Linked DNA regions of Homo sapiens: region 1 is linked to region 2. Evidence: chromatin loops called from intact Hi-C (ENCODE). Cell type or tissue: psoas muscle. All regions are shown on one strand. Each heading gives the region's core, and the rest is flanking DNA. Links, peaks and the distances in the headings are about the cores only.

Evidence for each region. Hi-C counts contacts between places; a loop is a spot of excess contacts. Peaks named below come from ENCODE experiments on the same cell type or tissue, not always from the same donor. Only the 100,000 strongest peaks of a DNase experiment are listed, where the experiment ranks them.
Region 1: it touches region 2 in a loop (2.9-fold over the local background); 23 of 110 quality-filtered maps call a loop at or near these places.

Annotation. Positions count from the first base shown.
Region 1 is chr3:42,020,647-42,030,130 of GRCh38, reverse strand. It overlaps a transcript of TRAK1 not described here. Among named protein-coding and RNA genes, the nearest start is that of ULK4, 63 kb to the right of the region's middle. RefSeq lists an enhancer at 4,875-5,793. In psoas muscle, for the core only: no CTCF peak of the experiment used is centred there; a DNase peak (open chromatin) is centred at 4,360; H3K4me3 peaks cover 1,165 bases; H3K27ac peaks cover 2,500 bases.
Region 2 is chr3:42,190,087-42,192,586 of GRCh38, reverse strand. TRAK1 (trafficking kinesin protein 1) reads right to left here. Exons shown (of 16, transcript NM_001042646.3): 7 at 951-1,029. Among named protein-coding and RNA genes, the nearest start is that of CCK, 75 kb to the left of the region's middle. RefSeq lists an enhancer at 1,464-1,964 and a silencer at 2,476-2,500. In psoas muscle, for the core only: CTCF peaks have their summits at 1,034 and 1,234 (motif pointing right); a DNase peak (open chromatin) is centred at 1,253; H3K27ac peaks cover 197 bases.

The DNA of each region.
Region 1 (9,484 bases), core at 2,940-5,439, 170 kb after region 2:
GATTTTAAAATTATGTAAATGTTTTCTGACTTAAAAATTCCATTTAGATGTCTGTGAGATCTCGGCATCACCCTCGCCTCTTCTCTCCCTTGGCTGCTCCTGTCCCTCTACCCCACAGGGCACGTCACATCCTTCCACTGCCTTGAAATGCCACCTTCTACCACTCTCCTTCTCCCACCTATCCCAGTGCAAAACCCTCTCTACCATCCGTACTTCCAATCGTGCCTCCCCTATTCTGGCTCTCCACACAGAAGCTGGGGTTTCATTTAAAAAATCAATCAGGGCCAGTCGCAGTGGCGTACACCTGTAATCACAGCACTTTGGGAGGCTGAGGTGGGTGGATCACTTGAGGCCAGGAGTTTGAGACCAGCCTGCCAACATGGCAAAACCTCGTCTCTACTAAAAATACAAAAATTAGCCAGGCATGGTGGCACGCACCTGTAATCCAAGCTACTTGGGAGGCTGAAACATGAGAATCACTTGAACCGGGGAGGCAGAGGTTGCAGTGAGCTAAGATCACACCACAGCACTCCAGCCTGGCCAACAGAGTGAGACTCTGTCTCAAAAAAAAAAAAAAAAAATTCTATCAGGCTGGGCACACTGACTCATACCTGTAATCCCAGCACTTAGGGAAGACAAGGAGGGAGGATGCCTTGAGCTCAGGAGTTCAAGACTACCCTGGGCAACATAGTGAGACCCCATCTCTACCAAAAAAACAAGCAAAATTAGCCAGGCATGGTGGCGCGCACCTGCAGTCCCAGCTACTGGAGGGGCTGAGGTGGGAGGATCACTCAAGCCCAGAAGGTTGATGCTCCCATGAGCTGAGACTGCACCGCTGCATGCCAGCCTGGGTGACAGAGCAAGACACTGTGATATGGTTTGGATCTCTGTCCCCGCCCAAATCTCATGTTGAATTGTAATCCCCAATGCTGGAGGTGGGGCCTGGTGGGAGGTGATTGGATCATGGGGGTGGTTTCTTATGGTTTAACACCATCCCCCTTGGTACTGTTTAAAAGTGTGTAGCACCTCTATCTTTTCTCTTCCTCCTGCTCCAGCCAAGTGAAGTGCTGGCTCCCCCTTTGCCTTCCACCATGATTGTAAGTTTCCTGAGGCCTCCCTAGAAGCCAAGTAGATGCCAGCACCATGCTTCCTGTGCAGGCTGTAGAACCATGAGCCAATCAAACCTTTTCTTTGTAAATTACCCAATCCTAGGTATTTATTTATAGCCATGTGAGAATAGACTAACATACCGTCTCATAAATAAATCATCTAAAAATCAATCAATTCTTGTCACTCCCCTGCAGCTTCCTCCATACTCAGAATCCTCCAGTAGTTCCCAATCATATGCAGATTAAAATACCCACTCCTTACAACAGCCAGCAGGCCAGTGGGATGCAGCCGTCCCCTGACTATCTCCTGGCTTCATCCACGTCCACTATCCCCAGGGTCCCCTGCACTGCAGCCACACTGGCCTTCTCACCAAGGCCTCTGCACTTGCTGTTTGCTCTGCCTGGGAAGCTTTTCCTCCATATGTTCCCATGGCTCAATCCCCATTCAATCTCTGCTCACCTATAACCTCCCTAAAGACACCTCTGCTGCCACCTCATTCTCTCCCCTAGTCACTACCTGGTATCATATCCTACATCTATTACTACATTGGGTCTCTTTGGTCTGCCCCCAGACCTGGACTGTCTCATTTACTGTCATAACTCAGTGCCTGGCCCAGGGAAGCCACACAGCTCACACTTAGCAATCACTGATCTAAGTGGGTCTCCAGCTCCCCATTCTGCCAGGAATCCCCTGACTCTAATCAAAGGTGATTCTTACCTGCGGAAGACCTGTAAAATCAGAGTGAACCATGTATTTCCGGAATAAACATAAACCACTCAGCAACTCTACTGGGGAGCAGCATGTAAACACGTGGCCCACGGCCTGGTGTTCCGGCACCTGTATCCACTAGTTTGTAAGAACAGAGGCTGTGGCCGGGGGTGGTGGCTCATGCCTGTAATCCCAGCACTTTGGGAGGCCAAGGCAGGTGGATCACCTGAGGTCGGGAGTTTGAGACCAGCCTGGCCAACATGATGAAACCCCGTCTCTACTAAAAATACAAAAAATCAGCTGGGCATGATAGCTGGCGCCTATAATCCCAGCTACTCAGGAGGCTAAGGCACAAGAATGGCTTGAACTCAGGAGGCGGAGGTTGCAGTGAGCCAAGATCGCACCACTGCACTCCAACCTGGGCAACGAGAGCGAAACTCCATCTCAAAAAAAAATAACAGAGTCTGCCATTGAGATAAAAGGCTTCCTACTTTATGATTCCCCTCCTTCAGATAAAATTAGAGAAGTGAAAAATGGTTGTTCCTGGTTTTCTTTCCCAGTCTCTGAATTCGCAGGGAAATAAACATATTAATAAATAATTAGTTACCCATTTCAGTACCTCTATTCTCATACTGGCCTCACTGTATAGTTTAGGTTTGGGGCTTTTTAAAAAATATTTTCTACAACTAAATAATGTTTAAAATACAAAAGTACTTTTTGAAAATAGATATATTTACTTTATTTTGAAGAAAAACGCCTGGATTAGAAAAGCTTTACTTTTTTTTTTTTTCAGATGGAGTCTTGCTCTGTCTCCCAGGCTAGAGGGCAGTGGCGTGATCTGGGCTCACTGCAAGCTCCACCTCCCGGGTTAACGCCATTCTCCTGCCTCAGCCTCCCGAGTAGCTGGGACTATAGGTGCCCGCCACCACACCTGGCTAATTTTTTGTATTTTTAGTAGAGACGGGGTTTCACTATGTTAGCCAAGATGGTCTCGATCTCCTGACCTCGTGATCCGCCCGTCTCGGCCTCCCAAAGTGCTGGGATTACAGGCGTGAGCCACCACGCCCGGCCAAAAAGCTTTTCTGAAAATGTACTTCTGACAGTTGTGGCCATTATTAGAGTAAGATATGCCACTAATGTATGCACATATTATCTCATTATTTTTGAAATAAAAATGATGGGGTAATTAATTTTGTGCTTAGCTATAAAATTAGTGTAAATATATCAAAATATCAAATTTGAAATAAACAGTAGGAAACAACTATAATGAAGCTTGCATCATTCTGAGATTTTATTAAAGAGTATACATTGAGGTTACATTCACATAAGAGCCCATTTCCTGTAGAAAGTCAGTCTACCAGAGCAGTTATTTAAGTAAATTTGATATTGATTATACCCTATAACTCCAAGCTAAGACATGGGTTACTATAAATATGAGGGGAGAAGGAGGGTCTACACATGGAAGCTTACTGACAAAAGTTGATCACTGGCCAGGCGCAGTGGCTCACGCCTGTAATCCCAGCACTTTGGGAGGCCGAGGCAGGCAGATCACCTGAGGTCGGGAGTTCAAGACCAGCCTGGCCAACATGGTGAAATTCCATCTCTACTAAAAATACAAAAATTAGCCAGGCGTGGTGGCACGTGCCTGTAGTCTCAGCTACTCGGGAGGCTGAGGCAGGAGAATCACTTGAACCTGGGAGGCAGAGGTTGCAGTGAGCTGAGATCATGCCACTGCACTCTAGCCTGGGCAACAGAGTGAGACTCTGTCTCAAAAAAAAAAAAAAAAAAGAGATCACTGATCTCTTTGATCACTGAGATCCAGGATAACAGCTGCAGAAGAGGTGATTAGCCAAACAAACAACACACAAATTGGTATGTAAAAATAATCGGTGCCCTGGCTAGCTTATCAGTCCATTGAGGTAAAAGCGATCCTGTACAAAAACTACCACTGTGCCAGAGGAGTGAAGAGGCAGCAAGCTAACCACGCAATTCAAAACAGGCTCTTGTCAAAAAAATTCTCTAGTATATGATCACCCTGAGACTTACCCACATTTCTTATACTTTCTATGAAATGCTAAGGCTCACTTTTAATCTAAAATAGACAAACTTTCTTCATGTGCCTCTGAGTCCTCTTCTAGTTTCACAAAGGATTAAATAAAAAGGGCCTCAAAGGACAAAAGAAGGAAGTATAGAAAGGAGGGATGGAGGGAGAGACAGGGAGAATGAGAATACAGAAAAATAGAGGAAAGCAAGAAAGAGACAGAGGGAGAAAGATAAACGGAGAAAGAAGAAAGAACAAACAGCAGAGAGAGAAACAAAGAAACAGAGACAGAGGAAGAAAGAAAAGAAAAAAGTTCATGGGAAAAAAATAGTGATGCATTTCATGGAAAAGCTATTTGTTAAAGAGTCCCTCTTTTTTCTGTGTACAGTATCATGCCATATGTGGGAAGTGAACAAGGCTGGAACACCGCCTAAGAACATCTGCCACGGACTTTAAAAGCCCTAATAATAGCACAGCTGGTGTCCCCAGCCTAATGAGCTCACCACCCACGTGACTGCTCCTTCTCCAGCAGATTCTCCAGAGAGAGAAGGCAGCCAGCAAGAGAAGCAGTCCCCGCCCCCGCCCTCCCCCACATTCATGCTTTATTTCCTCCACGGCTTTCATTCTCCCCTTCCAGAAACCACCCCTTCTCATTTTCTTGAGCTAAGTTACCCTGATCCAGCAGTCCTTTGAACAGACACATTCTTCTTTTCTCCTTCCCCTCTCCCTTTGAACAGACACATTCTTAACATGAAAGGCAAATACCAGAAATAAAATATGGGGACATCACTACAGGTCTTATGGACATTGAAAGAGTAATAATTGTGCCAATTAATTCAGTAGCTTAGATAAAGTGGATAAAGCCCTTAAAATACACAACTTATCAAAATTAATGTAAGAAGATATAAATAACCCTATACTTATTTTTAAAATGGAATTCCAAATGAAAAATTTTCTACACCACAACGAAAGGCCAGCGTGCCCCAGCGTGCCTCGTTGCCAGGGTCTGAGGTACAGGCCCCTCCAGGAGTGCTGGTCTGGGAAGTTATGTCTGACAGGAAGACTCTCCCCCTGACCAAGGCATATTGCTAGGAGGAAACCAAGCACAGCAGAAAGCGGGGCAGGGAGGACGTAAACAAAGAAGTTAGGTTTTTACAAGGTTGGCAAGTTTTAACCCCCTCTGGTATAATCTTTTGAAACTAATTCCCATCACGGTATGCTTTTAAAAGCTCTCTAGCATTTTAAGAAACTGCAACTTAGCATCAGGAAGGGAAAGAATTTCAGCTTCTAAGGGGAAGCCTAGCAGAAAGTGACAAGAGGAGACTCACGTTGGCACTGATGTGGTATCCCTAGCAATTGGAAGAGAAGCTGAAAAATCTGGGATCTCTCACTCTCAGTCCAGGGCAACACATCCTGACAGCCAGGAAGAGTCAAATGGCTATGGTAAGACGTATGGGGTTTATTCACCAGAAAAAGACAAAGAACGCCACATTTCAAAACTCAGGCTTGGTAACACAATAGCATGGGTGTGTATGCAAGCATGAAGTACTGAAGCTAACAAATTACTAGATTCTATCCCTGTCTAGCAAGTACTTATTTCAATAGCAATCATATGATTAGCTGAAAGTGGGCAATCATTAACTTCATCTACTGTTAAACAGTTACACACAAAAACATGGTGCTTTATATCTTGTTAATATCATGAATAAGTTATGTAACCCTTGACAGTGTTCTGTTTTGATTTAAAATACCAATGCTATTGCTGCCATAAGTTAAACACTGCAAAATTATAAAACTTCAAAGATAATTACAGCATTTTAAGGACTATCATAAATACTTTTATGCAACTGCGATGTTTACAAGGCTAAGCCAGCATCTCTTCTGAAAAACAAAGAACCAAATGATACAACTAGAAATATCTGCATACCTACTATGTATAAACAAACCCAAAAGATATTTTAGCTTCTATCTCACTTGGCCTCTCACAGCAGAGTAACCCTGTGAACCCTACCCTTCACCAAAAGAACACTCCCTCCCCCAGCAATTCTGGTCTTCTCCCAATCTCTAGTCACTACTCCTCTGTGAGTTCTCCTACACATGGATATCACTACACAGGAATGGTCCCCAAACCCTTGCCTCAAACTCCTATCCCTCTTCGAAGTGTCAGGCCCAGACGTCCCACTGCCCTAAACATCTCCACTTAGAAATCTCAGGAGTAGCCGGTCACGGTGGCTCACGCCTGTAATCCCAGCACTTTGGGGGGCCAAGGAGGGCGAATCACCTGAGGTCAGGAATTCGAGACCAGCCTGGCCAACATGGCGAAACCCCATCCCTACTAAAAATATAAAAATTAGCCAGGCGTGGTGGCAGGCGCCTGTAATCCCCAGATACTCGGGAGGCTGAGGCAGGAGAATTGCTTGAACCCGGGAGACGGAGGCTGCAGTGAGCCAAGACTGTGCCACTGCACTCCAGCCTGGACAATAGAGTGAGATTCCGTCTCAAAAAAAAAAAAAAAAAAAAAAAAAAACCCTCACGAGCACGTCAAACTCAGCACATTCAAAACAAGACCCTCCAGGTCCTCACCGCTGGGACAACTGATTAATGGTGGTCCAACTCAGAAACCTCAGCCTTATCCTTCACTCCGCCCCCTCCCTTACCCTACCACTATCTCTTCAACAACAAAGGCTTATCTCTTAAACATCTACCCACACTATCACTCGCTAACCCCCACCCTCTCTCACCTTGAGTACAGCCAGAGCTTCCAGCTGGGTCTCAGTCATCATGGAGGTAAGATAAGGTCTAGGATCACATACGGCCTAGGACACGTTTACCAAAGTAAAGCCAGCCACCACTCCTAATGCCACCCAACCCTGCCATGGGCCTTCTCTTTGGAACATCTACAGACTGCATCTCTTTTCCGCCCTAGTGACCTAATGTGGATGCAACTTGAGTTTGTGAGGGAAATTCTCAAACTTGCTTGTGATGATCAATCTGCCATGCTGCCTTTTGCCAAACAGAGAATTCAGTATACTATAAAGAACAAAAACTACATTAAAAGATAGCCAAACTCCCAGGAATATTTATTTTCTTTTTGTTGTTTTTTTTTTTTTTTTTGAGATGCAGTCTCGCTCTGTCGCCCAGGCTGGAGTGTAGTGGCGCAATCTCGGCTCACTGCAACCTCTGCCTCCCGTGTTCACGCCATTCTCCTGCCTCAGCCTCCTGAGTAGCTGGGACTACAGGTGCCCACCACCACGTCCAGCTAATTTTTTGTATTTTTAGTGGAGACAGGGTTTCACCGTGTTAGCCAGGATCGTCTCCAACTCCTGACCTCGTGATCCGCCAGCCTCAGCCTCCCAAAGTGCTGGGATTACAGGTGTGAGCCACTGCGCCTGGCCAGGAATATTTATTTTCTTTATTCCTTTCCATGAGTATCACTTCTACTATACCATCAAGAGACTTACCCCAGCTAAAAGTTTTGCAAGTTAACACTCAATTGTTGTGAAAATATTCCTCTTGTACAAAAGTTTTTTGTTTTTGTTTTTTTTTTTTTAAAACAGGGTCTCTTTCCATTGCCTAGGCCGGAGTACAATGGTGTAATCATGGCTCACTGCAACCTCTGCCTCCTGGGCTCAAGCGATCCTTCTGCTTCAACTTCCCAGACAGCTGGGACTACTGGGGCACACCACCATGCCCAGCTAATTTTAGTACGTTTTGTAGAGATGGGGTTTCACCATATTGCCCAGGCTGGTCTCCAACTCTTGGGCTAAAGCAATCCACCCGCCTTGGCCTCCCAAAGTGCTGGCATTACAGGCGTGAGCTGCTACACCCGGCCAGTTATTTAACAAGACTAACTACTTTCCTATCTTTCAAATACAGTATAAAACATCTACTGCAGCAGTCAACGTTTTAGTCTATTTTACCAATGATTTGCCTGTCACACCTTTTATCCACTGCTGTAATAATAACAATCTGCTTGTTTTCTCAAATAGAAAGATGTTTTCCCAAATATATAACACCAAACTATGTTTCTTCCACAAGAGACCTTTGGAATGTCTTGATATTCGAATCCAAAGCAATTCTTCTAATGCCTTGGGACCACTGAAAAATTAACCCTTTCTCCTCAAAGTCAAAGCAGAGAAGCTAGTTGATGGGTGAGCAAAAACCACAGCTCACATCAATGCTTTAGGCCATGGGGGCTATTCCTGTTACTGTCATACAGAGCAAGTCCAGGGCACACCCCACCCTTGAGGTGTGGCACAGAATACCTGTTCCAAACTATTTTTGGATGAATGGATCATAAGGAGTTCAGTAAAAACAATAATTATGGCTAACACAAATGCTTCCTCTTAGCCAAGCACATGTATAAATTCACATAATCCTCTTAATAACTGTATGAGGGCCAGGCGCAGTGGCTCACACCTATAGAATCCCAGCACTTTGGGAGGCCGAGGCAGGTGGATAACTGACCAGGAGTTCGAGACCAGTCTGGCCAACACAGTAAAACCCGTCTCTACTAAAAATACAAAAATTAGCCAGGTGTGGTGGCACACACCTGTAATCCCAGCTACTTAGGAGGCTGACGCAGGAGAATTGCTTGAACCAGGGAGACGGAGGTTGAAGGGAGGCAAGATCGTGCCACTGCATTTCAGCCTGGGCAACAGAGTGAGACTCCATTTCAAAAAAATAATAACTGTATGAGGTTATCATATAAGGTAATGATTCCGAAGCTGCCTGTCATAAACAGGAGTTGCTGGGTTCAACACACCTAAGCAACAATCTTACAGGGGAAAAAAGAACATGGCTTCAAACACATCAATGCTGTGCTGCATTGTATCTACACTGTTCAATCTGAAGGTTTTTACTTTTTAATTAATGAATGAAAACAAAGCTACTTCCCACTCAGGTACATAAAGCAATTGTACAACTGTACAATTCCCATAGTATTCTGCATTTTATTTAAAATATATTCTAGATGCAAAGGTTGAAATGAAATGCTCACTGTCTAGGTGACACTCTTTTATTCTCTACTAAGAAAGCCAGTAAACCAATTGTCTCAGAAATTCTGCACCCAAATGTAATACTCGCAGACACAGCACCAGTGAGTCATACACATAACAAATTGCTCATTTTCCTCCTCCCCACCTTTCCTCTAAATCATTATAATGCTATTCCTGAATCATAGGTTTGGTTTTTTGTTTGTTTTGAGTTTTTAATTCTCCAGTATAAAGCTTGCCAATTCCAACTTCCGAACATGACAAGAATCTGTCCCTTTAGTTTAAGTAAACCTCCAATTTTCTTCCCAGGTTTGAAATTCTTCAGTGCAGGCAAGGCCCACACCTCTGGATCTCACACTAAGTAAAAAATGCCCCTTGATACTATAACTGTCTTACTAGATCTCTTAAGATATCAGATTACCAAACTCCCCAACTGGAAGTCCAACAGGCAAACCAAGTTTACTGTGGGAGCCCTGTATTCAGAAACACAAGATGTAGCATACTCTTTTACAGAGTTATCTTTTTTTCTTCTGGAAGTCTCATATACCAAATCCAGAGAAGAATGAACACTTGGAAAACTTAATTTTTACTAAAGCTGAACATATGTCTTATGACCCAATGATCCACTCCT
Region 2 (2,500 bases), core at 1-2,500:
ACTTGACTAGATTTGAACATGAGGTGTGTTTCATCATTATTTTGCTGAAATGCAAAATACTTAGTACTTTGACGAAATGCAAAATAGTACTTTGACGAAATGCAAAATACTTAGTACTTTGACGAAATGCAAAATACTTAGTACTTTGACGAAATGCAAAATACTTAGTACTTTGACGAAATGCAATATACTTAGTATTTTGACCTTTGGTCTTAACTTGTAAACTTAAAATGAAGAGGAGGAGAGAAATATTTATTTGCAAAGGTGAGAACCCTGGCTTCAGCTTCCACAAATCAAATTACTGGTAGTAAGCTGTTCTGCCACATTTTCAACACAGTTTTCTGTAGCTGGGCCTAACTTAGGCATTAAAAAATTCCAATATTCTGGCCAGGGGTGGTGGCTCACGCCTGTAATCCCAGCACTTTGGGAGGCCAAGGCAGGTGGATCACCTGAGGTCAGGAGTTCAAGACCAGCCTGGCCAACATGGTGAAACCTTGCCTCTACAAAAATACAAAAAAATAGCCAGGCATGATGGTGGGTGCCTGTAATCCTAGCTACTTGAGAGGCTAAGCTGGCAGAATCACTTGAACCCGGGAGGCAGAGGTTGCAGTGAGCCGAGATCGCAACTACTGTACTCTAGCCTGGGTGACAGAGTGAGACTCTGTCTCAAAAAAAAAAAAAAAAAAAAAAATTCCAATATTCCAGTATAAAGCCAAAATTAAATTTAAATATCCACCTCAGTGATAAACTGAGATAATACATAGCTGGCAACTTAGCACTAAATAATAGAGAGGGGGTGCCACACAAGGTTGGGGAGGCCTCTAGTTTTAAGAAAAATGCTGCTGAGCCGTAGGCTGGCAGGAGACTGCACTTTAGCAAGGCTGACGCAAATCTGTCTAATCATGACAGCAGATGCAAGGAAGTAAGAAGACAGCAGTGCGGGGACATACTCAGCTCCTTCACGCAGTCATTGACCAGCTGCTGCTCCTTCTCCTCATAGGTGATGGTCTCTGTCTTCAGCTGGCTGGCCTGTAGACAAGACCCAGGTCAGAGGCCCCACATTCTCACCTGGCCTGGTGGTGCAGGCAAGGGCTGAGGCATAAAGCAAAGGCTAACTGGGGTCTGGGAAGCTGCCCTTAGCATTCCCCCACCTGTCACCCATCGTACCCTCAAATACAGAAAGTCCATCTGAATTCCCAGCTTAATAATGGATGTGCACTCAAAGCTGAAAACCTGAAAAACGCATACCACTAGAGGGCGCCACACACAGCTACGGGCACAGGTGCTCTACAGCTTGCTCTGTTAAAAACACCACGAACACCACCATCCTATCATTGTATCTGTTATTTGTGGCTGTCCTGGCTCATAAATATGGATGCTCTGTGACCCGCACAGTGCCTAGGACACTACCCACAGCAGGCATCCTAAGGATAACCACACAGGAATGGCTAACACTTACTATGTGCCAGGCACTGAACATATGAGGTCCCAAGTTGGAGTTAAACCTGCTGTGTTCAAGCTTAGTAAGAACAAGGTCCAACACAAAAGCATTAAAATGCAGAGGCACAAGAGCCACCCCAGGACTCTGGACAACTTGCCCTGGCTGAAAAGGGTGGGATGATAGAGATCTGAAGGCCCAAAGAAGAAGCCCCGAGACCAGGCGCAGTGGCTCACACCTATAATCCCAGCACTTTGGGAGGCCGAGATGGGAGGGCTGCTTGAGCCAAGATCACGCCACTGTACTCCAGCGTGGGTGACAGAGCAAGACTCCCATGGAGGGAGGGAGGGAGGAAGGGAGAGAGGGAGGGAGGGAGGAGAGAAAGAGGGAGAGAAAGAGGCAAAGCAAGCAAGCAAGCAAGAGCCCCAGTTAGACAGAAGTGTCTCTGAGCCCTCAGTCCTGGCCCCAGAAAATCATTACACTTCAGAAAATGGATGTGGGGTAGCAGGAATCTGTAGCTGGGATCAGATTCCCTCAGCTAGCTTTGGGTGAGTTGCTGGGCGCCCGGGGCTGGAGCATTTACCTGGGGCAGGTGCTGGAAGAGGTAGCACTGAACTCAGAATAGGGAGCACAGGGCTGTTGCCTTGCCCAGCAACTGGCTGGCAGAGGAAACCTAGGCAGACTTCTTGGTCAATCTGGGTTTACATGACCCATCAGTGAACAAGGTGCTGGAAGAGGTGAGGTCTAACAGAACAAGATGTGCAGAAGAGCATCTTGTTCAGACGGGACATGAAGATCTTACCAAGGTGTGGGCAAGTTCAAGTTGACAGATGGTCTGCACTATTAAGGGGCTCTCAAGAACCCAGGGCCAGCCTAGGTGGGCACACAGCTCCAACCTGACACACAGGGGCCTGATAAACAGGGCCGTACTGTACCACACCATACCTCGGCTAGAGAACAGAAACTCACCACTAATTAAGACAAACAGTACTAAATTTGCACCTATCGGTGTTTCTAGAGAGGGGCAGTGGGTGAAGGTGAAAAACAAGGGGCTTAGAGTCA